2 separate regions of the Homo sapiens genome follow, and region 2 is linked to region 1. The links are chromatin loops, found by intact Hi-C in ENCODE. Cell type or tissue: Caco-2. All regions are shown on one strand. Links, peaks and the distances in the headings refer to the core of each region. The heading gives the core; the rest is flanking DNA.

Region 1 (16,663 bases), core at 3,487-11,486:
AATATGAACTCATGCAAGTTACCAAAACTGTGATAACCCTTTTTTACTTACTGTAAAGAGTCATTTTCATAAAGATCAATTCATTGATTTGTTTTTTGTAAAGCTATCATTCAATATATATTATAAATTAATATAAATTTAAGGGAAGCTCTATGTAAGGAGACTTAGAGCCAAACTGTTTAAGCTGTATCATCCCAACAAAGTATCCTTTCATGAACGGGGCATGCAATAGCTTAAGAATTGCTAGGATTAAATTAAGGAAAGTAAAGCTACTCAGAGCAGCAGGTTCCACAAGCACAAACTTTACACATTTGTACAATTTTGAAATGCACTACAATAAACAAATTAGAGCAACACATTTGAAATACAGGCTTCTTTACATAAACTGAGAGGTTATACAAAACTCAGTTTCACAAGGGAACAATCTATACCTTTCTAAAAGTTAATATTTCAAGTCTCTAATAGGCAGAATATTTTACTCTTTAAAATCCTGCCTTTCTGACCAAAAAAAAAAAAAAAAATTCATATGGATTCCAATCCATAGTAACAAGCACAGTTAAAACTCCTCAATAATCCCATTTATATGAAGCATGACACATAAATAAGCAGATAATATTTAACCAATGAAAAAGACTTCTACCTTCTTATAATTAAAATTACACATGTCTAAGAGGAATTGTTTTATCTTTTGAGTAGCTTTACCGAGTTGTATTTAAATTCTAAGGGCCATTTGCTAAGCAGCATTTAGCATCTACTCAGGGCAGTTATATAGATAAACTGCTGGACAGAAAAATTGTAAAATTTAGCAGCTTGATTTTCTGTTAGCCTATGAAATGTTATTGTCCTATAAAAATAACTTTAAACTGATTTAATATTTCATATTTACATTATATGAAAATCAATTACATTATAAAAGGAATCCCTAATGCAGAAACAAAGATGCAACTTTCAAAATTCTTATTATTCCTATTTGTATATACACGAGAGAACCCAACCAGTGCCTGTGTTTGGGGGGAAAAGTCAACAGTGTAGTTCTAAACCTTATCCCAAACAGAAAATGTGGTTAATGATGTCACTTTCCTTGCTGGTCATCATTAGGCTTAAATTAAATGCTGAAGCTGTCATCAAAGAGTTTACACTAAAATCTTCAGGGCTTTAAATAAAAGGTTAAGTCCAGCTTCCAAACACAATTTTCCACATTAGCAGCTCCAATCTTCTTAAATAAAGCTCTGTTTTCCTATATTTTTATGACTGCTGAGACCCCACAGGGACCAATATTTGTATTCAAATTACATTTCATGGTTTCCCATTGTTTCACAATGAGTTCTAATAAATGGGATTTACTATAATAATCCAAGTATGACATAGCCGGTATGCTTTCATGAATGTTTTTATGTAGATTTTCCTCCCATGAACATGAGTAAATAAATCTGTTTCCTGAATGGATTGTGGTTGCATTTAAAGCTCTGTAATAATTCTAATAAATTTACTCTATAGAGTTCTGTGTGTGGAAGGTATAGAACAATTGGAAGTCCATGAAACCATAACTATAATCATATATTATTCAGACAAAATATTGTAATAAAAGTAGGTCCTTTCTTTCATCAAAAACATATCTGAAAATTTTCAGATGCTTTAATATTAAAAGATGACAATGTTATGTATGCACATTTTTAAGTTAGGTTGGATATGCAAACTGTACAAAACTATAAATCCAAAGAGTTTGTAAAGTTTAAACTCAAACACTGGTGGTATAAATAGAACTTGCACTTCTAAATTAAGGAAGATACCTAAATGGTCTAGGATGAGATGATATATTATTTAAAGAGGGGACTATCTCCCAAATAACAACTTTAACACCTCAAATATGGGGGCTAGCTCATTGAAAGAAGTCCATACTTGAACTATTATTATGTATGTTCCGATAATTTTGTTGAAAATACAAGTGGGAACAAATTTCTATTGAAGCAAACATCTAATTTTCAGTTATGTCCAGAACTCTACTTTATAATGTTAAATGTAGTAGTATTTCTTAACTTTTAAATACTTACTACTATAGGAATTGGTGCTGATCAAAATCTCTGGAGTGACTGTTAGCTGATTAAAATCTATACCACTTACACATCATTTTTCCATTCGTGTAAAAAACAAAAAATCTTAACACAGTGAATACTGCTGAGCAGAATTTTTTCTTCTCATTTTGCTCAAAGGACCAGAATTTCCATGCCCTTTATACTCATACTTGAATGAGTCTTTTTAATGTTCTCATTTTGCTGTTTTTCCACCAAATGTCTATTTTCCTACTTCATTCCCCAAGATGTCTCACTGAGCAGGTCTGAAAAAGAAAGGTTATTCTAATACAATTCCTAACAGAAAGTTGGTACAACACTGGCTAATTCAGAAATCGCTCCTCAGACTTAGATTCCAAGAGTATCAAAGAGATTAGATGGGAGGCTGGGCCAGGAACCCTTGTTTTAATGTATTTGTCCATAATTAACACTGGTGACCATATAAGGAACAAAGTATATCTGCACATTTCACTGAGACATCTACATTGGAAAACCCAAACAAAAAGAAGCAATTCAAATAAAAAGACAACATAAGAACGAAAATAAGTTGGTCACATTAACACTGGAAGCCATCTTTAAGTGAGTGCTGTCATATTGTGTCACAGTAATTTTTAGCCAAATATGGCGTTTGTAAATTTAAACTTTCTCTCATGGAAAGGGGGCTGGTACCTGTCAAAGTGTTATTTTATGCAACAATATAGTCACTTTTTATTTTGGCAATTAGAAGTAGACTCAAAGGAGATTACAATTTGGTTGCTGGCAGCCATTCTGGGTTTCTTGATTTTAGTACTCCAAAGAATATGGTGGTCTCATGGAGTAGCTGACCACTAAGGAGGGGAGGATTAAAAGGGAATCACTTATCAGTTTTTAGCATAGGATGCATTAAGAAATATCAACGGATAACTGACATCGTTTTGTTAAGAAGTTAACTGTATCGTAGCTCACTACTGCCAGAGCGGCAATGGATGTACAACGAAAGAGATGAAAAATACAAAAGTTATTAAGCCACCTGATTAAAAGAAAACCAATATTTAAAGGCATTTAATAGATATCAAGTATAACTTTGAGGAGAAGAATCAATCTGTATTACCAAAAAAAAAATGTTTTGATTTTCTGTAAGATACAATGAACTGGTACATTAAAAGTCAATTTTGTGTTACTGCAGTATCTTTTAATTCTTCTGAGTTGTAGAATCTTAGCTATTTTTCTTTGTGTCAAACTCTGTCAATACATTATTTCCAAGAAAGGCATTTAATTCATTCTTGTTCTGATACATTTGACTTCAAATTGTAAATACGTACAATTTTCATTTCCTAGTACTCTTGCAAAGTCAAAAAAAAAAAAAGAGCATTTATATGGTGTCGCTAAATCAACTATAGTATTATCCCAAAATATATTGACTTTTTTCTCTTTGTATATGACTCAAAGCATAATTAATTTTGCCCACCAGTTCAGCAATCCCAGAAATCTATTGTGTTGTTGATTAGATTAACACATTTTAAATGCTTTATAACTTAATCATGAGTGCTGAATTAAAAAAAGGTTTTTCTTTTCATACTTAAGTTCTTCTCTTTAGCACTTTACACTCCCAATAGCAAGGAATATATTTTGCAATATTTCCACCCCTACTCTGGATTTTCAACATAAAAAATAGTTTCTGGATTTTTCTGATATACAGAAATGAATTCTTGAATGCAAGGATCTATTGCTGGTGCAATGACTTGAACAGAAACACACCTAAATGAGTTTGTCATTGATATTCAAATAAAAATGTACCTTAAAATTTTTCCCATACTTACTTGCAATACATTAATTGCCTTGGAGAAGAAAAAAGTCCAAGGATAATATGAAATTAAATCATTTACTTTTAGTGTTTCAGTTCTTACATAGATGGACGATATCTTCACCTTGCCAGCAATTTTTGTATATTGTGGCCTGGTCATATACAAAACTTGCTTGATACTAATATTGAAGGATCTTACAGAGTTTCATAATGTTAAAATAAAACAAGTAAACTATTAAGATGTGATGTCCTTACTTTCCTACAGAGTGACAGAGCTTAATATTATAATAAGACTATTCTTGTGCAGAATGGACCCTGTCTATGATGGTAGATGTATAAGAGGAGTATAAAAGCCAAGACTATTGGAGAATATGAGGGAGAAAATGAACTAAGAAGAAACTGACACTGGAAGTGTAAGAAGATATTTCCTTTCCTATCTCTACTTCTTGGGCCCTCCATTTAGGATTATTTAGAGGCATGTCTTAAGATGGTTCCGTAGTCTTTGCTTCTCAGTAGGTGGTATATTCAGGAAGATAATAGCTTCATGCCTCAGCTATTAAAAGATGGCTCTTTAATTTAGTTGGTGTCAGACAGCAGCCTGAGCTCCATTTATTCAGGAGAGTACCCCCAGGGAGGAGAGAAAGCTCTGATTTTCTATTACCTGACAATGAAGCTATTGGCTTTAACAACAAATGTAAGATTCTTGGATAGAAATAGACTTCTAAGAATATTGTATCTTTATATTTTTCTTTCAAAGCAAGGGGCCCAATTGCCAGCTTTTCATCTGTTGGAAATATCTGGGATTTTTAAAACATTATTTGAAAAAAATGTTTCTTTGATTTTAATCAATGAAAATTCTGCCTGCCAAAATTCATATATATGCAGAGAGCAAAGAAAGATAAAAAACAAGTGAGTTTGAGACTTTAGAGACTATGAAAGGTCCTTCTTTGAAGATGCTGAGATTCTTGCATGTGAATCTAAAAACAAAACCATTTATTATTGTAATAAATAAACATGTTCATGTGTAATGATTGCCGCAAGCCCAGGGAAAAGATAAATAATGTCCTTCATGGTTCTTCCTGTGCTCAGAGTTCTGCCAAATTGAACATCCTTTCTCTATGGGAAGATGCTTGTTCCTGTGATGAGAGCCAAACTTCAAGTGGCTGAGAAGCAAATTCTGCTATTCTAATAGAATGCCTTTGAAGAGCCAAACTTTCAGTTCAGTGTACATGAACATTCAGTAATCTGTTAAAGCAATTGTAGTCAGCATATTGGAATCACTTCGGAATCTGCAGAAAAATGTGGTCTGAGTCCCTCCCCCACAGATTATAGTCAAGTGTGTAACGTGGACATCAGGATTTTTAACCCCCACGCCCTATTCTAACGTGACTCTAACGTGCAGTCAGGGGTGAGAACCACTGGATTTAACTATTTTAGGGACAAAAAACAAAGCTATTCCACAGATATATAATTAGGTTGATATTTATGACTCACAATTTAAACAATTTAAAAACTCTATAATTGGTTTAAATTTTATTGAACTTAGAATATTCTTCAAGCATAAATATTTAATTGCTTTGATTTGCTTTCTTTTCTAGTGATAGTTCCGATTACATTAGCAAATATGTATCTAATAAATTATGTGCCTACCCTATTATTGTTACTTCTTCAATAAAAACTACTTTAAACCATTTATACTATCAAACCCTTTCCCATCTAAAGTACTGAAATGTAAAGGCTATGACAATAATCATGTAAAATATTTTGGGATAAGAATTTGAACTCCACATTGAAGTCAATGGCTTCTGAGATTTCAATTATATCTCAGAGAAAAAGACTTGAATTCACTGTGAGGTTTCCATTACCAACACTGACCCTCAGACAAAAAACAAAAGCAACACAATGCTAGCTAGGTAGAAGATTGGGTGGGAGTGTGGAATGGAGAGGAAGACAGAGAGAGAGGGTAGAAGGAGGAGAGAGGAGAGAGAATTCTACCCTTGTCCTCAGTAAGGATATATGATTTGATTAAATTAGTTTACCAAATACCAGAGACAACTGTTTACTTCTTAAAACTCTAATACTATATGTTACATAGAAAATCACTATTGTTTTTCAAAAGCATATTTATTTTATGGCATCATGAAGACATGCATTACTTATTACTTAGCAGCAACTTATTCATAATGTTAAAGATATTGGACTGTTTATCATTGGAAGACACAGTTCAATAGAGTGGTTCCAAGCATAGACACTAGCGTGATAGTACCATAGTTCAAATCTAGCCCTGCCACCTACTGTCTCCGGGTAAATCATTTAACATTTCTTGGTCTTGATTTCTCCATCTAAAAGTAGACATATTAATATTAATGATATCATTAATGCTTGCCTGATACCATTATAAAATTTGAATGAGTTAATATATTGTGGTAATAGCTAACACAATACCACATTTGTGCTAAGTATTTTATGTATACCATTTATTTAATCCACTTGATACCCTGTAAGACATATTATTGCCTTAGTTTTCAAAATGAAGAAATTAAGGCCCAATCAGGATAAATGACTTGCCCAAGCTCACATGGCTTCTCTTAATAGCAAAGTGAAGACTTAAGTCAAGCAGAGGTTTCAAGGAATTGCCCTCTTAACCACTGTACCATACTTAACCTCATGGAAAACCATGGAACTGTTCCTGGCACATAATAAGCACCCTATAAATATTAGCTGTTATTATGTTGTAATCTATATATAGATTTACAAGTCAGATCAAAAAACAGTCCTCAGTTTTCTCACCCTAACAAAGAGGATCAAAATACATTATAAGGTTTATTTTCTAATAATTAAATAAGATTATTTAAAGATAGAAAATTCATTATCACTTATCATTACATACTACCTCAAAATATGTTGGGTTTTTTTACTATTTAAATCTTTAATATATAATTACTTAAATTTTTGTTTGCATATGTCCTTGGTCAATAAACCAAATTATAAGTTTCTAAAAGCATAGACTACATAATGTTATTTTAATAATTCTTCAACCTCACTGCAAGGGCGGCTAGCATAGTGCTGTCAATGTAGTTTGAAAATTTGTATTTTCTTATAACTGAATACATATTTATAGAAAAAATATTGAAAAAATCAGATAAGCACAAAAAGAAAATGAAAATTTATTATAATTCATAATCCAAATATTCAAGGGACAAAACGACACAAATTTTGTTTTAAAATATCATATTTACCATTATATATGTGAATAAATCATAGTTTTTAATCAAAATTAGATCATCATACCCAAAGTTTTAGGAATATCACTTATAGTTTTCTTAAAGACATAGTTTCATACATTTCATATTTTCCAGGATTGATTAATTAATTTAGCAAGTGTTTAATTAAACTGACCTGTGGATATGGTATGGCTATTGGAGTCTGCTATAACTCACCCTGATACAGGTGAAATATATGAACAGTAAAATTCAATAATAAACTTCTTTAAATGTTGGATGATCTCACTAGGAGGTATAGCCTAATAACTCCTTCAGCCATGACCTAGATTCCTGAATTCTGTGGCTCTCCTAGAGAGCACAGAGGCACAGGTTAAGGCCCGGCATTGGTGCCGGGAGACTAGGGCCTACCTTCTTCCTACTCTAGTTTTAGAGTACACAAAGAAAAGACACGTAGCTAAAGACGCAGAGGCTTCGGACAAGCACACTTCTATGCGGAAGAAATAAAGTCCTATTTTGTATCTTTTCCACTGGGAAGACTAATTCTAAAGAAAAGGGTAATAAGCAAGTATCTTACCAAATTAAAAAGGATAAATATTAATTAAAGAGGTGCACTAAAAATATAATAACAGTTGTCACCAAAATATAGAAAACTGATGAAGTATGACAAATTCACTGAGAGCTGACTTCATTCTAAGGGTCAGAGAAGAAATTTCAGACATCAGGGTTTTGATGTTTTGGCAGGAGAGCACTGTTCAGGATGTGCTCTGGAAACTTGAAAACTCTTGGGCAGGTAAGCAGCCGAACAGTGCCTAGAGACTGCAGCCTAATGCTGTAGAAAGTCCTTGGAGAAAAGCTATCTCTATGACAGCTGGTTTACGGAAATGCCTACATCATATTAATGTAAAGGCAGAAAGGTGTAATAGCTTTCCTTATCCATCATAAGGATCATGGCTGACACTCCTATAACAAAAGGCAATTTAACAAGGGAATAGCATAATACATTTATTTCATCAAAATTTTATGTGACATGGGAGCTTCCAGAAATAAAGATCCAAAGACCCAAGGGAAACTTATCATATGCTTAGGTTTGATAAAAAACGGATAACTGTATAGAAATGTGATTGGACAGAGGGTATGATCTAATGGTAACAGATCGAGGCTGGAAACCCTCAAGGCCTGTCTGTGCAGATTCTTCTGGCTGTGAAGCTTTCCTTCCTCCTGGGTATGGGGCAGGACCCCGCTGGAATGAGATTGTTGAGGGAGAAGGCACAGAGTGACCTTTTGAGGTTTTATGGTTTGCTTTAGGGAAGAGGAAGACGAATTCCAATTTCTATTACTCACTTCAAGTGAGAAAGAGGGACAGGAGACAGGAGGGCAGGAGGTCAGAGAGAGACTTTGCTTCTGAGGCTGTTTCTGAGGCCTTCTAATCTCCTTTAGTTCAAAGTACTTAGCATACCAAAGAATCATACTTTGGCTTATCATTTTCTGTAATATTAGCTAAAGCATTACTTCACAAGACAGTTTTGACATGTAGTATAAATAAATTCCCTCCCATTTTGTTTGGAATAACGCAAAGATAAATAGAACACTGGAAATATAATTAAAGCTTATTCCTTTAAATATTTAAAGAGAGGTAAATATTTAATGGTGCTTTACATACAGAAGCCTTAAAGAAGTCCAGAATTTATAAATATACACTATTGATTTGAGGCTCTGAAGGACTCCATTCTAATGCAAATAATCAAAATAGCAGTTTTAAAATATGTGTTGTCCCATGGAATACTATGAAGCATAAAAAAGGATGAGTTCATGTCCTTTGCAGGGACTTGGATGACGCTGGAAACCATCATTCTCAGCAAACTAACACAAGAAAAGAAAACCAAACACCCTATGTTCTCACTCATATGTGGGAGTTGAACAATGAGAACACATGGACACAGGGAGGGGAACATCACACACTGGGGCCTGTTGCGGGGTGGGTGGCTAGGGGAGGGACAGCATTAGGAGAAATACCTAATGTAGATGATGGGTTGATGGGTGCAGTAAACCACCATGACACGTGTATACCTATGTAACAAACCTGCACGTTCTGCACATGTATCCCAGAACTTAAAGTATAATAAATAAGTAAATAAATAGATAAATAAATAAAATACGCATTGTCTGTATGATCTCTACTATGCACAATCAATTAATATGCCTGAAGGCCGGGCACGGTGGCTCACACCTGTAATTCTAGCACTTCGGGAGGCCGAGGTGGGCAGGTTGCCTGAGCTCAGGAGTTCAAGACAAGCCTAGGCAACATGGCAAAACCCCATCTCTACTAAAAATACAAAATATTAGCTGGGTATGGTGGTGTGCACCTATAATCCCAGCTACTCAGGAGGCTGAGGCATGAGAAACGCTTGAACCCAGGAGGTGGAGGCTGCAGTGAGCCGATATTGCGCCACTGCACTCCAGCCTGGGTGATAGAGTGAGAATCTGTCTCAAAATAATAATAATAATAATGATAATGATAATAATAATAATATGCCTGGAAGGAAATTCATTCAATATATCCATCAAATATATTTCCCTCCTACTTCTAAAGTGTCCATTACAAAGATGTATTCTACAACAATTATTTAACAAATAAATGTACTGCAATACTAGAACATTCTCATTGCAGCCTAACAATTTTTTAAAAACTTGGGGGGAAATATTCCAGATTTGACTCTATAATTTCTTCCCTACCATATCCCATATAACTAACTTTCTTTCTTTCTTTCTTTCTTTCTTTCTTTCTTTCTTTCTTTCTTTCTTTCTTTCTTTCTTTCTTTCTTTCTTTCTTTCTTTCTTTCTTTCTTTCTTTCTCTCTTTCTTTTTTTTTTTTTTTTGAGTCTCCCTCTTTCGCCCAGGCGGGACGGCAGTGGCGCTCTCTCGGCTCACTGCAAGCTCCGCCTCCCGGGTTCACACCATTCTCCTGCCTCAGGCTCCCGAGTAGCTGGGACTACAGGCGCCCGCCACCGCGCCCAGTTAATTTTTTGTATTTTTAGTAGAGACGGGTTTCACTATGTTAGCCAGGATGGTCTCGATCTCCTGACCTCGTGATCCGCCCTCCTCGGCCTCCCAAAGTGCTGGGATTGCAGGCGTGAGCCACCGCGCCCGGCCTTTCCCTACCATATCATTTTCTATTCCAGTTCTACCACTGTAAAAGCCAGCCTAGATATCACTTGATTAGGACCTGAATCATCAACACTTTCTCAAAGGAGAGCCGTGGACATTTTGGACAAAATGATTCTTTACCATCTGAGACTGCCTTAGCTTTCAAGACACTTTAACATCCCTCACTCCTCCAGTAGCTCATTGCCAGTGATAACCGAATTCCAATCATTGTGACAACTCAAAACATAGGACACACATTTCCCTACATCCCCAAGATACAAAATAGCACTTTTCTGGAGAACTGCCTGAGTTTTTTTATTATAAAGTGAATGATGAAATAGAAGGGGACTAAAGAAGCTATGATGCACCCCAGTGGAGCTTTATTACATCCGCTATGAGGTGGCCACAACCAAGCTCCGGCCTTAATGTCACCAGAGCCAGATGGGCATACTCCTTCCTAAACCAACCACCCACTGTGGGCTCCATCAAGGTTGAGCTTCTCCAGGAAGTGCCTAGGTATTTTAGCTAACCCTAATTTCTTATTTATTAGCAGTTCTTTTACCAGTGCCAGAGATTCGGAGAGAAACTAGCTCATCTCAGCATTTACCTCATTGGTTAATATTATTTGCTGATTAAACTCATTAGTGTGTGTAAGTGCTTCTAAGAGTGCTTGGCACATAGTAAGTGTCTGATAATGCTATTTTCATCAGCAATCATGAATTATTATCATCATCATCATCTTCTTCATCATTATCACCTTCATTACTTGTGATTACCTTTGCAATCACAGTACATCAGATAGCAATTTTGTACACAGTATATCACATAGCGATTTTGCCCAAGCCTGGAAGCTTATAATAAGTATATCATGCTCCGCACAAAGCAAGGTATTTCTTCTTCAATAAGGTGACCAGCTTAAATAGTTCCTGCTCGACAGTCAAAATTTGAGGCACGGTAAAAGTTCACAAACATTCATTGAGTTGCAGAACAAAATATAATGTAAATTTCAAGTTACACATACTCCTTTGGAAATTTTCTGTATTGGCTAGATTAAAGTTTTTTAATATACAAGACCAGTAACATTTGAACTGAAAATATTTTCTTCCTAGCTTAGCAAATCCTCTTGTAGCAAGTGAAGCTTTTTTTCATTAAGATCCTCCCTCTAGGATTCAAAATTAGAGTCAATATCTCAAAATTATTCACTGTCAATTACATACTTGAAAAGTTTGAATTATCTTTAAATGCTAATCCTATAACACAGCATGTGGCCTGTGTTGGTATAGTCTGCAGTTCCTTAGTGAAGGTAAATGCAGTTTAGGTAATTAATGAGGTGGGGGAAGGTTCTTACCAATGGTTTTAACAAGATCTAAAATTGGTGTTTGCCAGACATCCTACTATAAACTGAAGGTGAGCTGTGTTCTGGCATAGGACTTGGTGACTTGCATTTTGATACATGACATCTCTGACATAGAAATGTTACTGGAAAGGGATCCTTATCCAGACCCCAAAAGAAGGTTTTTGGATCTCTCACAAGAAAGAATTCAAGATGAATCCATAAAGTAAAGTGAAAGCGAGTAAAGGAATAAAAGAATGGCTACTCCATAGGCATGGCAGAGCAGCACTGAGGGCTGCTGGTTGCCCATTTTTATGGTTATTTCTTGATTATATGCTAAACAAGGGATGAATTATTCATGCCTCCCCTTTTTAGACCATTTAGGGTAACTTCCTGATGTTGCCATGGCATTTGTGTGTTGTCATGGCGCCGGTGGGAGTCTAGCCCTGAGGACCACCAGAGATCAGTCTCTTTGCCATCTTGGTTCTGGTAGGTTTTGGCCAGCTTCTTTGTTCCAACCTGTTTTATCAGCAAGGATACAAGTCTTTATGGCCTGTATCTTGTGCCTCCCTCCTATCTCATCCTGCGACTAGGAATGCCTAACCATCTGGGAATGCAGCCCAGTAGGTCTTGGCCTTATTTTCTCCAGCTCCTATTCAAGATGGAGTTGTTCTTGTTCAAATGCCTCTGAAAGAAACATCACAAGTTTCTTGAGATGAAATATTGTACATAGTTCTCTATTTCCTTCATAGTTCCAGCAACATGTGCTCTCATTTACACTACTCACTGTAGACTTTCCATCAAGTTGCAGCTTGATAGCTGAAGAGGTGTGTCTGATGTAATTGTGAAAATAATTCCACAAGCAAAAATTAGGTTTGTTATTTGTCATCTCCAGACTAATCATAAAACACCTCAAGTTTCCTTTATAGGAGTTTCCTTTGCATGAGGAAATTAACTACTGTTTCCCTGCAAACTGGCAAATGAGAAAGATTACACACAATGCAATTCTTGTTTTTGATTTTGTTTTTGCTTCTTTCTGGCTAACCTTGGAGCAGAAGACTCTTTGGATAAATTTATAATACATTTTAGAGGTGGGAGAGTTTTAATTCAATTATTAACAAATATTTGCATCCTTTTAGTTATCTCTGAAGAAAAAATATCACAGAGCATAAGGCTCAAAATAAATCTATTAATTGGTCCTTTGTAAGTGTCTGTGCATAGTTTGGGTTACCACATTTTATGTCCCAGTTTAAAAGTCATTCAAGTTCAAATTCTTTTTGGTTGCAAATATGTTCAGGATTCCTGGGGAGTTTGTGACTGAACCAGATGGCCGGCAAATATGCAGACTTCCACCTAATCTAATATTTTTATCTTAAGATAATTGAGCTTCTCCTCTTCACGTAGCCTTCAATAGAAAGCAAATTGTGTAAGGAGAAAATATTATTGATGCTTATTCAGGTTTTATTGGGTGATTTAATATGAGTTAGCCTTAGCAAATATGGAAAGAAATTGGGATCATAAGATAAATTTCCAAGAACACAACTCAACTTGTCCCTAGCATTCTAAATAAATGGTTAAGTGGAAATGAGTGTAACCTGTTTTAGTGGAACCTGTGAAGGCCCACAGATTTTAAAACACACCAATACTTCAGACCAGCTTTGACTGAAATATTTCCTAATGGGTCTAGTTAAGTGATGTTATATATTTTGGCAGTTCTCAAATTATTTTCTGCCAACTCACAAAGAACAAACAATACAGCAATTCACATTGTGGTAGAATATTATTTTGAATTATTAGTTTGTGTCTTTTCTACCAAATACCGATTTTGTTCATTCACCTCTTAAGGGCTTCCTCCCCCAAGTTTTTACGGGCAGATACAAGTCACCCATGCAGAGCCTATGAAGGAAAGCTAAGATATTCAATTCTTCAACAGCCTTCCAGTCTAACAGGAGGTACATAGATTCAGATGCATGCTTGCAGAGGGAATTTACTGCTCTCCAGGACTAGAAAAATGATGCACTGAGTGAGAGGAGAGAGAACAGGGGGCTGCCGTGTGAACAGAACTCTGGATCCCCATCAGTGTTAGGGAGTGGTTTGTGTGCTGAAGCAGCACAGATTTGATGCCCTGTCAGGAGCACCAACTGCCAGCATTCAGCCCCCTGCCTACTCATCAACCATCTACCATGGTTTGTACCAAAAGACTCTGCCCAGCCCCTTAACCGACATATCCCGAACAGTGGAGAACTTGTATTCCTTGCAGGAGAGGAGGAAAGCCCCTTCTGAATTGTGAGGGAGCACACAGCCCCTGTTTTACTCTCTTTCTCAGTATACATATGTAGTTAAAAACAAACAACAAAATACACCAATAAGGGAGGCTCAAAATGTAATGAATACAGTTATTGGCTGCAAATGATGTCCACCCTGGCACTTATGGACTATAGCATAAATTTGGTTTTGTTTTTCTGTACAAGTTCTATGAAATCCAGTTCAATTCATTAAGCACTTTTTGAGTTTCTCCTATATGCCAAATGCTAAGGACACTGCTACAGCTGTGATACAGGGAGAAAACCACTGCCACAAATTGCAGCTGGCTCTTAATATTCATGAAAATTAGTGGCTAGAAACTGTAGCAGTGCATAAAAATCTCAATGTGTCCAAATGGTCCTTGCCAACAGAAAGTCAAAGAATCAGAAAAATAACTTTCTCCATACTTTCATCTTTTGAATCTTTTCAGTGGAACTGAAATTATATAGCAAAACACCATGGCAAGGAAGACTTGGAAATGCACCTGTAAAAAAAAATATTTCTAGTTTTCAATATACAGGAAGGCAACACAGGTGATTAAAATCAATATTGACTGCCAAACCACCATAGCCAAAGCAAGCCTTCCTTTTGACTACTCAACATAGATGTACACCCTTCTATGTATACTCAAGATGTATATTTGCATACCTGTTTAGAAAAACAACAACAAATAGCATCAACAACATGCTCCCACCAATATTATGCAAACAAATATGCACTCATTATGCTGTGGCTTCTTTCTGTTTCCCTATCTCTTACTGGTCAAAATTCACCATTTGAGGCATTAACTCCCCCACACTTCCAAGTTGTACTACTTAGCGCCTCTGGGCAGTCACTGGGGAGCCAGATATCATGCTCCAAAGCAGGTTGCTTCAATTTAGTTTGAATATGGCGGGAAAAGTAGGCTTCCCCTTTGCCCTCATTCAAGGAAGGGTGGAAAGCATGCAGGAGTTGAGATGAGACAATGGTAGTGATGACGAGACGGGAGCATTCCATTGAGCAAACAAGTGGGACGGGTGGGGCCAAGAAAATCTGAGGAAGTACATAAACTGGATACAACCCAATTATCTATTCCAGTGAGGATGAGTTGCTTCCCCCTCCATAATGGAACCAGGTTGCTGGTTGGTTCTAACAGCTTATAGTTTCTTATTAGCGGCTCAGTATTTCTCTCCACTGTTGACAGACTTAAATTCACAGTGATGATAGCCAGGCCAGGATTGGTGAAAGCCCAGGTTGTTGAACCCAGCATAATCTCCACTCTTGCCACCATGATGTCTTTGTTGATAAGTCATTGATCAGGCACCAGAATAGTAGGGGGAGGAAGCTAAATAATCTGAATAGAATGGGCTATCCTATCCACCTGGTTATTAAGAGCCTCCTTTGCAGTGAGTTTACTTTTGTGACATTCCCATGAACCACTTGTGAGAGGTTTATTCATATACTGATTTCCAAGATTCAGGGGCTATCTGGCCTCTGACTATCTTGACCTATTCATAGCCACAACCCATAAAGCAGTGTATGTTCATATGTGTGCTTATATTATCTTCCAGCAAAAAGGAAAACCAGAAAGATACATAGATGAACATTTGCCCACTGAAAGGATTTCGTTTCCCTTCTCTGCTTGGGAGCCACTCTTGAATAGGACTATAATACCATGACAGTCCACTTCTGTCTATTTCTGGTACAATCACCTATAAAACAGACATAAATATTTTCTTCCTTAGTAAATGTGTCACAAACATTGACTGAGGCAGGGGTGGTAATGCCAAACAAATGGTTGCACTGGGTGGCTGAGCCATCTACTTGTATAACTTTTTCATGCCTTCAAGACCTGTCTAAGCCCAATTTCCTATATACTCCTTTCATTTAATGATGGCTTGATCCAATTCTATGATTTGCTGAATCAGAAATACGCAGTTCATGAAGAGTATTTCAGGCCACATAGATACTTACAATCCATTAGTTATGAGTTCAGTCTCTACCAGGACTCTAAAACTTTATAGTTTTATGTACTTCTCATTAAGTGAATTGGAGCAATGCACCCAAATGTGGGATATATTGCTCCCACATGCTGTGTCCCTTTCGAATAATAAGGAGTCTAAGGTATAAGAACTCATGTTTCACTTTGGAGAGACTATCTTTTCATGCCTTGGCCACTGGACTATCCTGAAACTTCATTTCAGTGGCAGGTATCTGAATTTTTATGTGATTATATTTCACCCTCTGCTATGTAAATGTCTTACCAAGGGGTCTAGGATGTTTGTTACTCTCTGGCTTACCATGAATGTCAATAATGTCCTAGGAAGATGCCTCGTGTTATGGAGAGGTGATCAATGTCTCTGTGGACTGAAATATGACATGGACTCAGACTATTTGATGTAGCCCTGATGTAAAACGATGAAGATGCACAGTCTCTGTCAAATAAAAGAAAACTGCTCCGGCAAGCTCAGGTTAAAATAAATTGCGGGGAAGTCTTGCTAACTTGATAAGTGCTTATCAGGTGCAGGGTTCTGTTGATTATTCTAGTGAAGAAACTTGGAACATCAGCTGCATCTGAAGTCACTTATTTTATTAAGCTTACAATAATGCACTGTTATTTAACAGAATCATCTGTGAGCTTAATGAGCAAAACAGGTGAGTTAAATGGTAATGTGATAGGACTTACCATCCCAAAATCCGTCATACCTGGAGTTTCCTCTGGAAAGCTCCAGCTGGTGTGTTTTCTGTCCTTACCTAATACATCTACATAGCATGCCCACTTTAAGCCTTGGACCTCATCTTTTTCCACTAGTTGTTTCAGCAGTTC
Region 2 (16,663 bases), core at 5,401-13,400, 51 kb before region 1:
CCCAGAGATTTTGATATGCTATGTTTTAATTTTTATTCAGTTTAAAATAATTTTAATAGCCCTTTTGATTTTTTCACTGACCCTTGGGTTATTTAAAATTTTGTGCTTTAGTTTCCAAATAGATAGAAGTATTCCACATATCTTTTTGTTTTTGATTTCTACCTTAATTCTATACTTAGGGAATATATTTTGCCTCACGTAAATCCTTTTACATTTCTTGAGAATTGTCTTATGACCCAGAATATAGTTTATCTTGGTAAGTGGTTGGTATGCATTTGAAAAGAATGTGTACTTGCTCTTGTTGAGTAGAACATTTTATAAATATTAATTAGGTGAGGTTGGTTTACAGTATTCAAGTCTTCTATATATTTTCTGATTTTTCTGCTTACTTGTTCCATCAATTGTTGATAAAGGGATGCTCTAATATTTTACAATTCTATATCATTTTGCTTCAGGTATTTTTGAACCTCTGTTATTAGAAGCATACATTTTTAATGTTGTAATGTTCTCCTGATAATTGGACACTTTATCATTATGAAATTGCTCTCTTTTCCCCTGCTGATATTTTTTATCCTGAAATCTATTTTGTCTGATTTTAATATAGTGTCTCTATCTCCCTTTTGGTTAGTGTTAGCATATTATGTATTTTCCCATCCTTTTACTTGTCATATATTCTTGTCTTTCTTATTTAGATTATCTTAAAAAACATATAGTGGTTCTTTTAAATCCAACCTGACAATCTCTGCCTTTCAATGGAGGTTTATAGATGATTTACCCTTAATTAAAATATTGATATGCTTGGCTCTGAATCCACTATCTTGCTAATTTTTCTATTTGCCTCTTCTGTTCTTCATTCTCTTCCCTCTTCTTTTTCTATCTTCTTTTGAAATAATTTGAATATTTTCCAAAAATTCCATTCTGTCTCCTTTGTCGGTTTATTAGTTATGAGTCTTTGTTTACATTTCTACTGGCTGCTTTAGGTTTTATAGTATATACCTTAACTTTTCACAGTCTATTTTCAGGTGATATTTTACTACAGTAGTCCTGCTCATATCTGCAATTTTATTTTCTTTGGCTTCAGTTACCAGCAGTCAATGACAGTCAGAAAAGAGGTGAGTATAGTAAAACAAAATATTTTGAGAGAGAGAGGCCATACTCATATAACTTTTATGACAGTATATTGTTATAATTGCTCCATTTTATTATTGTTAATTTCTTACTGTGCCTAATTTATAAATTAAATTTTATCATAGGTATGTGTGCAGAGGAAAAAACACAACATATGTAAGATTTGGTACTATCCACAGTTTCAAACATCCACTGGGTGTCTTAGAATGTATCCCTTGAAGATAAGGGGGACTACTATACTTCATGTAAAGTATTAATATAAGAACCTTCCAATGACATATTTCTATTACCCTTAGACATGGTCTTTGTACAAATGTTGTTATGCAGTTGTCATGCATTTTGCTTCTAAATATAAAACCCCACCGTACATTCATATCATTTTTACCTTAAGGTTTCAATTATCTTTGAAAAACATTTACATAATGAGAAAAATGTGCTTACTTATAGTTAGTATAGTCAGTGCTCTTCATTCTTTGCATAAATCCAGTTTACCAACTGTTATCATTTTTCTTCTGCATGAAGAAGTTTCTTAAATATTTATTTCTGTGTAGGCTATTGATGAATTATTTTAGCTTTGTATGTCTAACAAAGTCTTTATTTGCCTTTGTCTATGAGACATATTTTTGCAGAGTAAAGAATTCTAGGTGGACAGTTTTCTTTCAGTACTTTAAAGATCTCATTCCACAGTCTTCTTGCTTGCTTTGTCTCAGACAAGAAATCAGCCTTCATCTTTACCTTTATTCCTCTGTGAATAATGGGTCTTTTTCTTCCTTTCTTTCAGATTTTCTCTTTACCACTGGTTTTAAGCAGTTTCATTATTGAGGGTTTTGGTTTAATTTTCTGCATGTTTCTTGTGCTAGAATATTTGCTGAAATTCTTGGGTCTGTAAGTTTGTAATTTTTATCAAATTTGAAAGTTTTCAGTCATTACTTCTTCAAATTTTTTTCTGCCCCTTCTCTCTTTTGGAGACTCCAATTACGTATGTTTTGGCCACTTAAGTTGTCCCACAGTTTAGTGATGCTCTTTTCCTTTTTAGTTTTCAGTCATTTTTCTTCTCCCTGCTTCATTTTGGACAGTTTTGATTATTGCAACATCTTCAACTTCACTCATCTTTTATCCTGAATTGTTTAACCTGCCATTAATCCCATTCAATTTTTTTTTATCTTAGACAATGTCATTTTCATCTCTAAATGTTTTATATAGGCTGGTTGTAAATGTCTTTTTCATGCCTCTATATGTAACATATTCAATAATTCTTCTAGCTTCTTGAACATTTGAAATATAGATATAATAGCATTTTAATGTTCTTATCTACTGTTTCTATCATCCGTATCTACTATCATTTTTATAATTTCTGGGTCTGCCCATTGACTAAGTTTTCTCTTTATTATTATTATTACTATTATTATTGGTATGCCCTGCTTCTTTGTAAGCCCAGTAGCTTTCTGTTGGATTCCGTATGTTTTAAATTTTACCTTGTTTAATTAAGGCTGGATACTACTTATTCCTACAAATATTACTATACGTTGTTCAGAGATATGGTTAAGGTACTTAGAAACAGTTTGATTCTTTCAGGTCACTCTTTTAAATTTTGTTAGGTGGTCCTAGAGCTGTCTTAAGTTTAGTATTACTTTTCCCTCCACTAGCGAGTAAAGATTCATCTTAAGATTTTAAACCTTCTCCAAGAATTATGAGGCTTTTTAGACTGCCTGTTGGAAACAGGTGCTATTCCAGTGCTGGGTGAAGACTAATCCTTTAGGATCATTTTTTCCTTAGACTTGGATAGATTTCTCACACATATGCACTGGTCAGTCCTTAACTGAATATTCTAGGAGAAAACTCTAAACATCCTAAGTTAACTCTGTGTCACTCTCTCCTTTCCTCTCATTTCTATTATTCTGCCTTGCAACCTCTAGGAACCGTCAATTTTCAGAACTCTTGGCTCTCAACGCCTCAGCTCAAGTTTTTGAACAGGCTCTAGGTAGGTTCCTTCTTCCTGTACTGTATGAAAACTTTCTTTCGGCAATAAATTATATGACTCACCTCATTTGTTTTCTAATAATCAGAAGTTACTGTTCTTTGCCTGATGTCCAATATCTTGAGTGTCTGGTTTTTTCTGTATTTTGTCCATTATCTTTTTAGTTGTTTGAGACAGAAGAGTAAATACTGCTCATCTTACTTCATCTTGATCAGAAACAGAAGTCCTAGGTGGTTTTATTTTCATAGTTTTGCTTTTCTTCATTTTTCTAGTTTCTCTAAAATAACACATGCATTCATATAAAACTAATAAAAATATGCGACTTATTTTAATAAAATACTCAGGATAGTATTAAAGGACTAGATTTGGTAATTGATCATAATAATATGCCTGAATATATAATCACCATATAAATAGTTTTCAATGTCTTTAACAATATTGAAATTATGTCAGATATTTTTTTCCCTAAGGAAGAGAAAATCAGGGGTGCGCAAATTCATAAATTAGCAGATAAAAATGGAAAGGCCTTATCTGAAAAGAAAAATATGTGACTCTTTAAATATATAAAACCCATTTAATAAACCATAGCATGTTACAATGAAATCTGTGAAAATAGAATTAACATATCTCCACATATAAATTACCCCAATCTTACTTATTCTAGATTCCAACATATTTCTCAAAGAATTGTTCATAAAACCTTTTAGTTCCCATTTACAGATGTTTCTCCCGTGACCAAACAGCTAATTCTGTGCCACTTCAAATAACATCTTACACTTTCAACAATCTCAGAAATACATCACACTACTAAAAAACCTGTTTCTACATCTGTAACTTTGGCTTTTATGATCGCCTTGGGTGGCTCATTTTTCCTGGAATTTTCAAAGCCCAGATTATAAAACAATCTTTCTGAAAAAGGTATCAGAAATTAACTATTTTTTGCTTTGGTTGTTTGATGGGGGGAAACAGTCTAGGGTATTTTCAGAATTTAACATTGTCCTTTGCATTATATCCAGCACAAACAGATATGACAGAGGAGTACTGATGCCAGGAATGTGTCCCACGTAGCCTTCCTATTTAAGTAAACTGAAGATTGCCTCCTCAATTAGTTGAAACTTCTGGGTGGTCTTCCAGAAAATAGCTCTTTGAAGAAAGCAGTGCACTAATAATACTGTAAATGTAAAATAACATTAGCTCTTTAGCTTTGAAGCTAAGAAAGAATGAATAGCAATGAGATATTTTGTTTGTTCATATAAAATTTCCTATCTCTGACCCTTCAGAAGGAAAAATTCTATATAAATCCAATGAAAAAATTTTAAGTTTATATATTTGGGTTTAGAATTAGCCATTAATTTGGGGCATGTGTGTGTAAACTATCTGATTTGTTTACTTTTATAGGTGCATGCACACACACACAAACTTCTATAGTAAAATCACTGTATAATAAATTTTAAATAACTGGGGGTATGTAGTAAATAAAAAAATCTCTCCCTTTCTGAGAAAATTGGCCATTATTTAGCCTATTCTGCACATTTGATTTCACTGTCAAGTCTAAAATCACCCCATATGTGCCCTTGATATTATCATTCCACTGCAGCCTGCCCCAGGCAAAATAGTGAAGTTATTGAAGTTGGTTTTGTGGGCACTCTAATTCCCTTCCAGAGACTCCTTTTTCCCTTGTATTCTTCTTGTCTGGGGAGTGAAAAAAAAGTTGTAGTTCAGTTATAAGGCCTTTTATTAATGAAAATGTTCATTTATGTAGCTGCCTATATTTCCAGGGAAACATAGGACAAGCCAGTAATATTAGTAATCTTCATTATGCAAATGTTCATAACTCTGATTTTCATTAATACACGAGCTATGTGTATGTAGCAGTTTGGCAAGGAGAACAGTCATTATTTAGGTGCTCAGCATATTCAACTTTGGTCTTAGCTAAATCCACCGATCCCTAACGCTCCTCACCCTACCCTTCCAAATAGGAAGAATAGCCAAAATAATTTTATCATGAAAAATGGAAATTTCCTACAAACAGGAGCCTAATACTTGGGATTGATTGGTCAATGGACTGAGTAAATTTAAATAAGGTAGACTATGCACCTATTGTAGGCTTTGCAAATCCTCCAGGCAAGTTCATTCTAAATGGAATTTTGCCTGTGCAAATACAATGCATGTACTAAGAATTGTACTTAAGCCTCAATACGGAGCATTGAATTTAAGTTCCCAAGGTTCTGCTCAGCCTCATCAAATATGGACCAAATGGGCATTGTTGACAAATGCATATTGACATGGTCTTCAGTTTAGTTTTCTTTGTTTATGGCTTTATTAGAGGAATTTTTAGTAGCTCTTTCTCACTGTACATAGCAGAGGGTGATAGAAGAGTTCGTTTTCTGTCCACCGTTTCCCTGAATGCATCATTTTCTAGAGTTATTGTCTCTTCTCTCTTCAGTCTGTATTAATGTCTTCCATTTAAATAAGCTTTCCTCAAATACTCATTCTCCAAAGTGAAAAAAAAAAAAAAAAAAAAAAAAAAAAAGAATCAAAAGCTGCATTTGGCAAATACTAGCACAGGAAATTTTCCAAAATCGTGAATGCCCACAAAAGAGGTCAACATCCATTTGCTTTTCATGTGCATTTAATTATTGGAAAGAATTTGATTTGGCAATTACGCTAGTGTTTTGAAGCAACTTCATTTTACGACTGAGAATGAGGACTTCTTAAAGTGGGGACTGTGCCAGTCAGCTCATGCCAGATCTATTGTGGGTATTGAAAAGTTTAACATGTGAAGAGAACTAAATAGAGAATGGCAGGAGCTCTGCTGCTACATCGGGATATGTGGAGCCTGGTGCCTCATGAGAGGCAGCCAAAGTGGATGGTGTGTCAGTGATCACTGGGATGACTCCTTGGACAAAATAGTTCTCCCATGCCTAAAATGTACACTATAGAAAATAAACCTTTAAGTCAAAGGCATTAGTGGAGAAGCAAGAGAGTATCAGAAGACTAAAGGCAAAGAAAATGATGGTTTCAATGGGAGAGGATCAGGAAGGAGCTAACACTTGGGTCTGACCAGAAATCCTGAAAGTGTAGATGCATGCATAGCTAGAATGTCCTGGATACCAGAGTGTTCTAAAAAGAGAAAAGACAAAAAGGTTGAGACAAAGGAAGGAATGGGCAGATATGAAAGCAAATTTACCTCATCCCACATGGCCTATTTTGTGTCATAGAAATTCTTGTCTATCCAATGCTTATATCTTAAGAAAACCAAGAGAGTCAAAACAGCCTTTTGATGTTTCAGTACAAGAACAATAACTCAGAATGTTCTATATAAATGCATTTCCAGAATTTAAATATGCTAACACCAAAGAGCAAAAACAATGGGATATTCCATCCTTCTGATACTCTCATTTTCCCCCCAATATGTAAATGAAGGAATAGGATATGTTAAAATGTTACAATTAACAGATATAACTTGCAAAACAGTTATGAAGAAATTTTTTCAGCATATGTGCTGGAGATACAAGGATTAATAATACAATGTGGACATTACTCTCGTCAAGTCAGTTGCATTTTAATTAGCAAAGTTGAGTATCTCATCACATTAGTGTGACACCAAATGCTGAGATTCAGATTTAAAGAGGTCATTCCTTGTTTAGATGCTATAATGGTGAGAGATATTCAGGGACACAGATTCCATTTTATGTACTTGCTCCTAAAACATTGTTGAATGAATGTTTTGAACATGATGCCAGCAAGTAGCTATTTATATTGTTTATGCATATGCCTGAACAGAAATTTATGCTCTTGCTGAGAGGCTTATTTTGAAAAGACCTTCCTAAACTATCACTAGAAAATGCAAATTGTGGTCAAGAGGTTCGTAACTGAAGACTACTGTATTCTCCTCCATGAGAGGAACGGCAGATGTTTCCTTAGGCCATTCACTATATACTGAGAGAAAATTTGCCATTTTTTGCAGTTTTTAAAAATTGATTTTGACTACACCAGCACTGAAATTAAATGAATCATTTTCTTTTCCTGATTTCCTGTGGATTTTGAGGAGAGGTTTGCTTTATAAATACCACTTGCTCTTCCTTATATCAGTTTTGTTTTACATATTTCGTAATTTTTGAGTGCATTTCCTTTTGTTTTATATTCCAAAATACCTGTCACCTTCACTTCCAAACAGCCAGTTCCACCTATTAACTTCTGTTATTGTTGTTTATTTTTAGCAATGGCATTTTTACAGAATAAAAATTCTTTCCTTGAAATTCAGGAATGGAGAAACAACACACCCTTCCAGATGTAGAGGAAATAAACCTTATCCTGCTCTTGAACTCCCTGAAATTTAAGTGACCTTCTTTTGTTTTCTGTCACTTTGCACCCCACCTGCTGTACTGTCTACTCCCACCCATTGGCCCAGCAGTGCAGATTTAGAGAACTTTTCTAAATTCACTTGCTGCCTCCAAAACGGCAGGTGGGCGGCAGGTGCTGGGGGCTATACAGTGAAGGGGATGAGATATGTGTGTGTGTTTGTGTTGAATTTGATGTATTACAATTTTAGTCAGCATTAGCAGAATGAAAAGGTGGCATGGCTGTCTCTGAATTAATTCATCACTAAAACATACTATCTGAAGTTTAGCGACATTGATCCTTCTTACTTTATTGTTGCTATCACTATTGCCAACTAAGATAAGAATGAACATATGTGGATTTCACTAACTTTGTCTCTCAGCCAAACCAAAGGAAGTTTCCATAAGCCTGGCAAGAAAGGACAAGCAGAATTCAGAAAGCCTCACTAGAACTGATTCTATTTGACAGGCTGGTCTTGTTCCCTCTTCTACCTTTTCACCTCTAGCAACAGCTGTTTCGTTGTTTTACCTGTCATAATTTTCTCCTTTTAAGACAGGTAGGTTAATTATGCCAGGAGTGGATCAACGGGCACAATTCTTAGGCAAATTTTAAATTAGCAAGTAGGAAGAAATGAGATCGGTAATTTGACCTCAAGTCTTGACATTTCTTTTTTTTTTTTTTTTTTTTTTGGCTACATTTTATATCTCTAATTGTTGTTTTGGCTCCGTCATTGGTGATAGTACAATTTCAAATAATCTCCAGTGTGCCAGGGTAGAGAAATTTAGCAGGAAATGACGGTGAAAATCAAAAGCACATATGCTTTATGTTCTCCTACAAATGGACTTCGAGAACTTGTGTGGAAATACTTGCAAGAAAGTATAGATAGTCATATGCTCTTGGCCAAAAATGGTCCTTTTCTATCAGAGTACGTTATTCTCTTCAAATAAGCAGCACATATTTGGAAGATTTGCCCTTGACAAGTTCAGATTGAGGCACCGACAAGAGAGAAAAGGTCACACCAATCAACTCCAATAATGGAGTAACTGAGTTCCCTTAGTAACTACTTCAGACAACTCCAGTTACCTCTAGTTCACTCTCATATACAGCTATGTTTAGAACTACAGAAACGCCAATCTCCTTATTCATTCATTGAACACTCACGAAAACTCAAGATTAGAAGGACCAATAAATCCAGGAGTATAAAGACTAATAAAATATGGTCCTTGTCCTCAGGAAGTTTACACTTTTGTAACATTAGCACGGGGTCAAAATGTTTTAGATGCTTCATTAATAGTTTGAGAATCAAATGATTTTTTTACAGTTGTATGAAATGTGATGATTTATTCAATGAGTTGTGTGTGTGTGTGTGATGTCTAATATCTAGAAGTTTGCAGCATATAGTTTTACAGGTTGTGTACTGAACAATATCTAGAAGTCTGCAGCATACGGTTGTGCAGGTTGTATACTGTGCAATTCTGGAGGCTTCCATTTATCCTGCAGTGTGCAGTGCAAAGCCACAGAGGCATACATAGCATCCCTGAGCTTCTACAGTGTGTCAGAGGACATAGTAGTAAACATAGTTTCTACCCTCCTGGAGCTTGCATTCTAGTAGTTACACATGCAGACAATGAGCTGGATTCTGCTATCAAATCCCATGCCATTTTTCCAGTACCATTTTAAAGTATGTGGCTTGACAATCTTTTGATATAACCAATTATGAAAATGTATTAATATTAAATGTAGAAATGATTACACTGATCACTGAATTTATAACAATAGCTATGTTAATCTGCCCTTACTAAAGAATGAGTGAGAATCCAATAGCTAAAGGCTAACCCATTGTATTTTGAAATCTTTATATTTTATCTCTATAAAAAATTGGAAGTCTTTAAAAGTGTGTTCTACATGCATCTTCCCTAGTAAACAGAGTATGCATGTCAGATTGAGAAGATCCCTCTTTGTACTGTGTACTTTGTACACAGTTATATCTTCTTATGAGGTATGTAAAGATAAAGTAAGTAACCTGCAGTGATGTGGCACTGGTTGGAATGCCTGATTGCACTAGGAAAAGTTCTCATTAATTTTATGTTCAAGGCCTTTTTGTCTTGCCCCTGACTCCCTGTCCAATCTCACCTCCAGCCACTCTACTATGATCACCCCACTCTCCAACTACACGAGCTCCATGTAGTCACACAAGCAGGCCAAGCTCCCTCACAGTTCATATGATTAAGCAGCAATATCCTTTCCCCTCTTCTCTATCTCCTGTTTGTCTTTCAGCCCAGCTGAACGATCACCTTTCTGAAACCGTTTCTATATCCTGCCAGCCAGGCTGGGTTAGGTGCCTGCCAAGCCTGCCACTCTGCACAGTTTTAGTGGGCACCATTCCGACTGCATGCTGGAGTGCCCCTCTTCTTTTTCCAATAGTATCCTGAGTATGCCTATATGCACTTGCCACCCTGTTCTTTTATATTGCTTCCCAGCCTATCTTGAGGGTACCTGCTTTGGGATCTGAAGCTGAGCCTTATTTCTACTTGCCTGGTGTAAGGTGGATTCTCAATGGATAATTGTTTGAATGACAGCTTCATTTGGCACAGTACATAATTTAGGTGCCCCTGAGATATGTAAGGCTGGAATTTCTCTCTTTGGATATGCTCAGATTGTTCACTTAGCCTATCTGGTGTTGTTTTTCCCTATTGTAATGCTTATCCTTCAAGTCATTGCTCCCATTCTCAGGGGCCATGCTGCTGGTCTCTTCGCAGATGTTCATTACCACTAAAGAACACTACTCCTTGGCCTCTTTTCAGTTGCTATCTTCCTCCTCCTTCTGCCCCCTCCTCCTCCCCGCAGTCTGCTTCTCCCTCTTTGTTTTGCTCTTGTTCTTTTCTGTTTGCTTCTCAGCAGTAGGGGCCCTGTTTTTTAAACAATTGCCTACTGAGAATGTACACTGTTAGAAGTCCATCTCAGATCTACATTCTATTTCCCATGACATTTATATGGTCAGTATTCTCTCAGTATTTGCAGTACTGTGCTCACTAAGACTTACTTTGAGGTGTGCAGTTATTACTAACCTCTGAGAGTGATGACTGGCAGCTGTGTATGTGAGGTTTTTCTACAATTTTTAGATAGCAGTTCCTTTTTGAAGAAGTGCACAATGTCACCACTTCCCTTGCTTTCCAGGTTCTGTATTTTTAGGATTACACTTCATCATCCAGATCTAAATGTATCTGTGTACCTGCTAAAGTTAACGAGGTATAAGAGATTATTCAAAGGTCACATTATCCTCAGCTGTAGGCACATTATCCTCAACTGTCATTTGCCCAACACTGATGAGAATTCCAGTCTTTTATGTAATTGCTCATGGCACTACCATTGCTTTCTGTGAAAATTATGGAAGAGAGAAGCTTAGTTTTTCGTAGCTGCTCGTTTCCTCTTAACTTTGTTAGTACTCACCCAGGAACTCTGCCACCTCTACACTGCCCTCACTACCATAATACTTCACAAAAACATGATCACATTTGAAATGGAAACAACCTTGGGGAACTTTATACTGGTAACTGTAATGATGGGAATTTGGAGACCAGGTTGAAAGGGAGGATCTGTGAGAGAGACGTGGAGCTGGTAATTTTGTAGTATTTAGAACAATGTAAAACCTGAGACTTTTTATACCCAGCTTCCCTCATTCTTAGGACAATAGTGCCCATATTGTTATGTATTTTACTCATGTATATTTATTTCATTCTGAGTCAATGGAAAGCTTTGATACTTATATAAAAGTTTTAAAATCTTTTGTTCTTCATAAAAGAAAGCTACAAATTATGTAGATATTTTTGAAGTCTACAGCAGTAGTTTCTAGCTAAGATTCCATGCCTATAAAGAAAGTTGATTAAATGATTTTATGTGTTTTCAGGATGAACAAATTCCTGAGCCAAAGAAGTTGTAAATGAGAATTATTTAGTTTTAAAAGCTTAAAAAACACCTTCAAAGATCATTATAATTTAAAAACCTATTAGGATGAATTATTGGGCTATATCCTGCATCACAAAACCAATTTGGAAACTCAATTTAATGAGCTTAGAGGTCAATATTTGCTAAATTAATTGGAAGATATTGTATTTTCCCTTTTTTGAGCTGTGTAGACACAGCCCTTTTGGCTGGAACACACTTTGTTACTTATATACCAATGAACTGAATTCTGATGAGGTCATGTTTTGACGTAGGATGGGGACAAATAGTAAACTTTCGTAAGGATCTTGGAAGATACCTGAAAAGACTCAGCCAACGGAGATGAGGATTGACTGCATGAAGTGCATTGGAGAGAACAGAAGTTTCTGCTGCTAAAAACCATTAATATATTATTTTTATTTTTATTATGACTTAGTATAACTAGGTACCACAGTAAATCGATGATCATAAAACTTTTCATTGTATGTAGTACAAAATCAGAATTGACACATATTTAAAAATCTTCCTATGCCTTCTCAGAGTCTGGTGACTTTTTAAAATATGTGTGAGTTGCCTGATTCTTGTTGTTCATTAACTACTTTAGAATGACACATGGGATGCAGTGGTGAGCTTAGTGTTTTTGCAATATGTAGAAAACTTTTTACATATTTGTGATGGCACCAAAGCTGTCATGTAGATGTTTTGCGGTTGTATTTTTAGATCCAACGTTAATGAAATGTTTAACTGACAGCTGTTGAAATTTTGAACTTTTAAAGAGATTTAAAATTTTAATGAAATGGAATCTTAAAATATTGTTTTGCTGGCTCAATTAAAAACAATTTCAAATGCATTTAGTTGAAACTGACGTAATGATCGATTTCCTACCCATATAAACCCTAGTGCTAGAAATCTTATTTTAAAAACTCTTGTTTCAAATTATAAAACCTGTAACTAGGAGGTTTGTATTCATTTAGTTGTGTGCATATGAGCACAAGAGTCTAAACTCATTTTTATATAACCTACATTTAAAAGCAGTCCTAAAAATTCTAAATTCTAAATTTCCTCCACCACGCCTGACCAATTCTGAATTTCCTAAAAATTCTTAATTTTGTTTGTACATTATAATATGAAGAGGAGAGTTATTCTATATATTTCAAATGATGTATAGCGTGGGCAAATAGGGAGACCTCCTCTCTACAAAAAGTCAAAAAATTATCCTGGTTTGGTGGCAGGTGGCTGTGGTCCCAGCTACTTGGCGAGCCGAGGTGGAAGAATCACTTGAGCCCAGGAGGTTGAGGGTGCAGTGAGACGTGATCTCACCACTGCACTCCAGCCTTTGTGACAGACAGACCTTGTCTCAAAAAAAAAATTCATTAATTAATTAATTAAAATAAAATGATGTAAAAAAGTAATTTTAAATGAGAGTTGTTTTATTTGTTTGTGTCCATTTTTTATTTGTGCTTGATAAGAAACAATGAGATAGCAATCTAAGCTGTTGATAATTCCCAGAACATTCCTTTAGAATGTTTCAGACAAAATTATACATAATTGGTTACAAGGGGCCTTCTGATGGCTTTAAAATGCCTCCGTTTAGGTTCCTTCTATTTAAATTCCAATTCACTAGGGAATAAGTCATGTATACATTTGTAGAGTTCTTAATTTAGTGCCAAATTCCTTGTCAAGATTCAAAATTCATTTACTATTACTGATCATAATAATGAGTCATTCGATTTTATACATTAAGAAAATATTTTAAAGGTCTAATTTTATATTATTTAATACAATGCTTTGTTATTGATGTTACTCAGATTTTTGATCACAGAATCAAGAATGAGTGAATTTATAAAATGTCTTTCCTATATGAGTATGTCTAACAAGCATACCCATTAAAGAGTATTTCTTATAAAGCCAATATATCATGGCAGCATTTAGCATATTAAACCACAAAGAAATTATGAGTTAGCCTGAGAAGTGGCAGTACTGCTTATTTATATTCTGACAGATTTAATTATCTTTTAATAATTGTTCATGAGGTGATTTTATTTTTGATGATCTTTGTGTATAATGATAGAATATAGATGTTTTCTTCTTCAGCCTATGAAGGCTGCATTTTTAATAGCATCACAACATAATATTCATATTGGTTGTCTAGTTTTTAGTGTTCTAGGGTAAAATTATGATTTTAGGGCATAAAAAATAGGATCAGTTTTCCAAAGATAAACACAGGGGAAGATAAGACGTTTATTTCCTTTTAATGTCACCATCATCATCAAAATTTATTGCTTAATATTTATTTATTGACTTCCTCAACTATCTGGTCCGGAAACAGACTATTAATTATGGAACACATGCCCATAAAAACCTATATGAAATCTCATGTAACTGAAAAATTTTTTAGTAGATAGTGAGAATACCTACAGAAACATGCTAAATACTATCTATAGGTATTCCAGACTTTTAGTTACTCAGAGGCAAGAAATATGTGGTCCCTGCATTTATTAGTATATATATGTACTGCTTTCCCCATATACCCTAAATATTTGATTAAAGGCTGTGGACATGAACATTATAAACACAAAATATGACATGTGCTTTTGCTCAGATAGGCCTTTTATATGTGTTTTAGAAAATCAACAAATAAACAAAACTATTGCAGAATCCACTTAAAAAGCTGGTTTTGGAGAAGTCTAACCCCCATCTCAAGCATTACCTAAAGCAGGTTCTAAGGGGCCAGTGAGCAGCCTGAGCAAATGCACTTCGATTAGGTGAAAGGTTGCTGAGTTTGTCTCAAACCCTGTCAATATTGTCTGAGAGAGAGAGCTAGCAAAGAGCAACAGCCAAAAACAGTAAGTAAATTGAATTGCTACTTAAACAAGCATTATTGATATTATCCCTTTAAAAATCCATGAATTTATCTGCTGATGAGGACAGTCCTAAAATGCAACATAAGTAGAAGAGACGATCTGATATCTCCAGTAAGAAAACATTAAATCATAATAATAACAACTAACATGGAGCTTGGACATTTGACGTCAACTCTTTTAATTGACAGATAAAAAATACTTGACCCTAAAGCAGTTGAATCACTTCTTCATGGGTCACACAGCTAAAAAGTGGTAGATAAAGAAATGAAACTAAATTCTACCTTTCCTCCATTGTACCCATTGCCATATTTCCCCATCTATCCAGGATAGCTCCAATTTACATGTTACTGTTTTCCTAGTATAGTTGTAAGTAGTTATCCTGCTTACTCTGTGCCTGGTTCGATGATAAGTAATCCTATGACCACGTCAAATATCATATAATGTAATAAATATGAAATATAGGGAAAAGAGAAAAGAATAAATTATGTAAGAGCGGGTCAGAAAGATTTGGAGGTGATGAATGGATAAACAAAAGCAAGAAAGTAAAACAGAGAAAGGTTAGAAAGAGAATAGAAAAGTTAGGGGAAAAACAGGATAGAAATAGACTGATTTCAAAACATCGAGGAGAAAAAGGAATATAAATTTTTCGTAAATTTAAGAATGCAGGTTCTGAGACATGAGGATCCTAAGTTCAGCCTCCCATGTTTTATACGCATGGTACAAATTCATGATTGAGATTTCTGAGATCTTTAATTAGAAAAGAAGCCACAAGTAAATTGTAGAAACATCTACAGCTAAGTGATACTCCAAAAAGCAGTCATTTTAAATGATTTGCTCTAAATCTAAGCAGTTTGTATGTAAGTGGCTAAGGTATTCTTAGAGATTCCTTTAGCAGTAACTGCAGGCATTGGCAAGCCTAATAAATATTAAACTGAAATATATGTCCTTATATCACTCAAATATGTTGGTATATATTGCTCCCATAAAAAACTGGGAAGTCTATGGCTGACTTGCTCATTTCTGTTTCTGCCACTGGATCTTTTTCTCCACACCCTGCCAAATCTTTGCAAGAAAAACTTGATATTAAACTCCATAACAAATATTGTTCTTAGAGAAGCCATGTTAAGAAATTCTTGGATCTGAGAACTATAGTTCAGTATCCATTTTGTGGTGACATTTTATTTCTTTAAACTTAGAAGCAGTATGCCAAATATTCACCATTTATTATTCATTTGCTACTTTTTTACTGCCCTTCCTCTTATTTTTGAGTGGCCTTTTCTTCCTCTTTATTTCACCTCTCTTACAATCCCCTCATATCTTCTTCCTGTTTTCTAATGCATTTCTACCCACTTTCCACCCATCGATAATTGAGCCCATAAGGGCAGTCGTATTGGCTTCAGAGAAGAGCAGTGGACCCAGAGTGATGCTTTGAGGGACCTGCACTGCCAGTCCTGCTGAAATCATCCAAAGTCCACAGCCAGTGTTAGATATTTCCTAGACCGTCAGTAAAATGACAACTATCGTAACCTTACAGAAAATAAACCACGGCAAATCATCTTTTATAATGACAAAATATATTGTTTAAATTGTTAACCATTTGTGGATGAGAATCTTTCTGATTATATATTTTTCGCCTTAATTCTTATAAATGTAGCAACAATATAAAGAGTTTGTAAAATAAAAGGAAAATACCCATCTGCCTATTATTTTTAGAAAATAACTAATATGTTATATGCATTCATTTCCAGTGTTTTAAAGTAACATTTTTAATTAAAACACACACACACACACACACACACACACACCCAAACTATAGATAAAAAGGAAAATGAGGAAAAGTAGAGAGGAAAAATGAACATAAGCATGGTGTTATTTCCAAGAATTGGGAAGTCTCAGAAGCTCAAACCCACACCCAGAAGAAGAACGCCCAGTAATCTTAAAAACTTAGCCCAGTGGGTCTCAAATTTGAGCATGCATCAGGATCACTGAGGGGGAAGGAGACTGCTAAATACTGATGGCTGGGCCCCATCCCCCAGAGTTTCTGATTCAGTGTATCAGGGGCCCAAGAATTTCCATTCTCTAACAGTTTCCAAGTGCTGCTGCTGCTGGGAAGTGACTCCTGAACTCATTCCAAATAGCAGTTTTATGGGAGGATTTATCTGTCTCTGAGATGGAGATGTCCTTGATTCACTATTTTTCTTACATTTATCCATAACGATCAATCAAGTTTGAGGCAGTCCTTCCCAATTTAATAACAATACCTTAGTGTTTGTGATTTGTATACTTGTTCAAGAATACTTTCAAACCAGGGAGACATTGTCATTATTTCTATTTTGTAGGTGAAGAAATTGAGACCTGTTGTACTGGTTGTGAGACCTGGAATAGAGCTCACTTTTCTTCCTTCTGG

Evidence for each region. A loop is a pair of places that touch in the nucleus more often than their neighbours do. Peaks named below come from ENCODE experiments on the same cell type or tissue, not always from the same donor. Only the 100,000 strongest peaks of a DNase experiment are listed, where the experiment ranks them.
Region 2: a loop joins it to region 1, with 4 times the contacts of the local background. A loop is called at or near these places in 2 of 110 quality-filtered maps.

Annotation. Positions count from the first base shown.
Region 1 is chr5:83,624,768-83,641,430 of GRCh38, reverse strand. It overlaps HAPLN1 (hyaluronan and proteoglycan link protein 1), which reads left to right. Exons shown (of 5, transcript NM_001884.4): 5 at 1-3,626. Among named protein-coding and RNA genes, the nearest start is that of VCAN-AS1, 71 kb to the right of the region's middle. In Caco-2, for the core only: no CTCF peak of the experiment used is centred there; a DNase peak (open chromatin) is centred at 8,360.
Region 2 is chr5:83,677,619-83,694,281 of GRCh38, reverse strand. All of the region lies in intron 1 of HAPLN1 (hyaluronan and proteoglycan link protein 1), which reads left to right. It also overlaps the pseudogene RN7SKP295. Among named protein-coding and RNA genes, the nearest start is that of HAPLN1, 35 kb to the left of the region's middle. In Caco-2, for the core only: no CTCF peak of the experiment used is centred there; no DNase peak of the experiment used is centred there.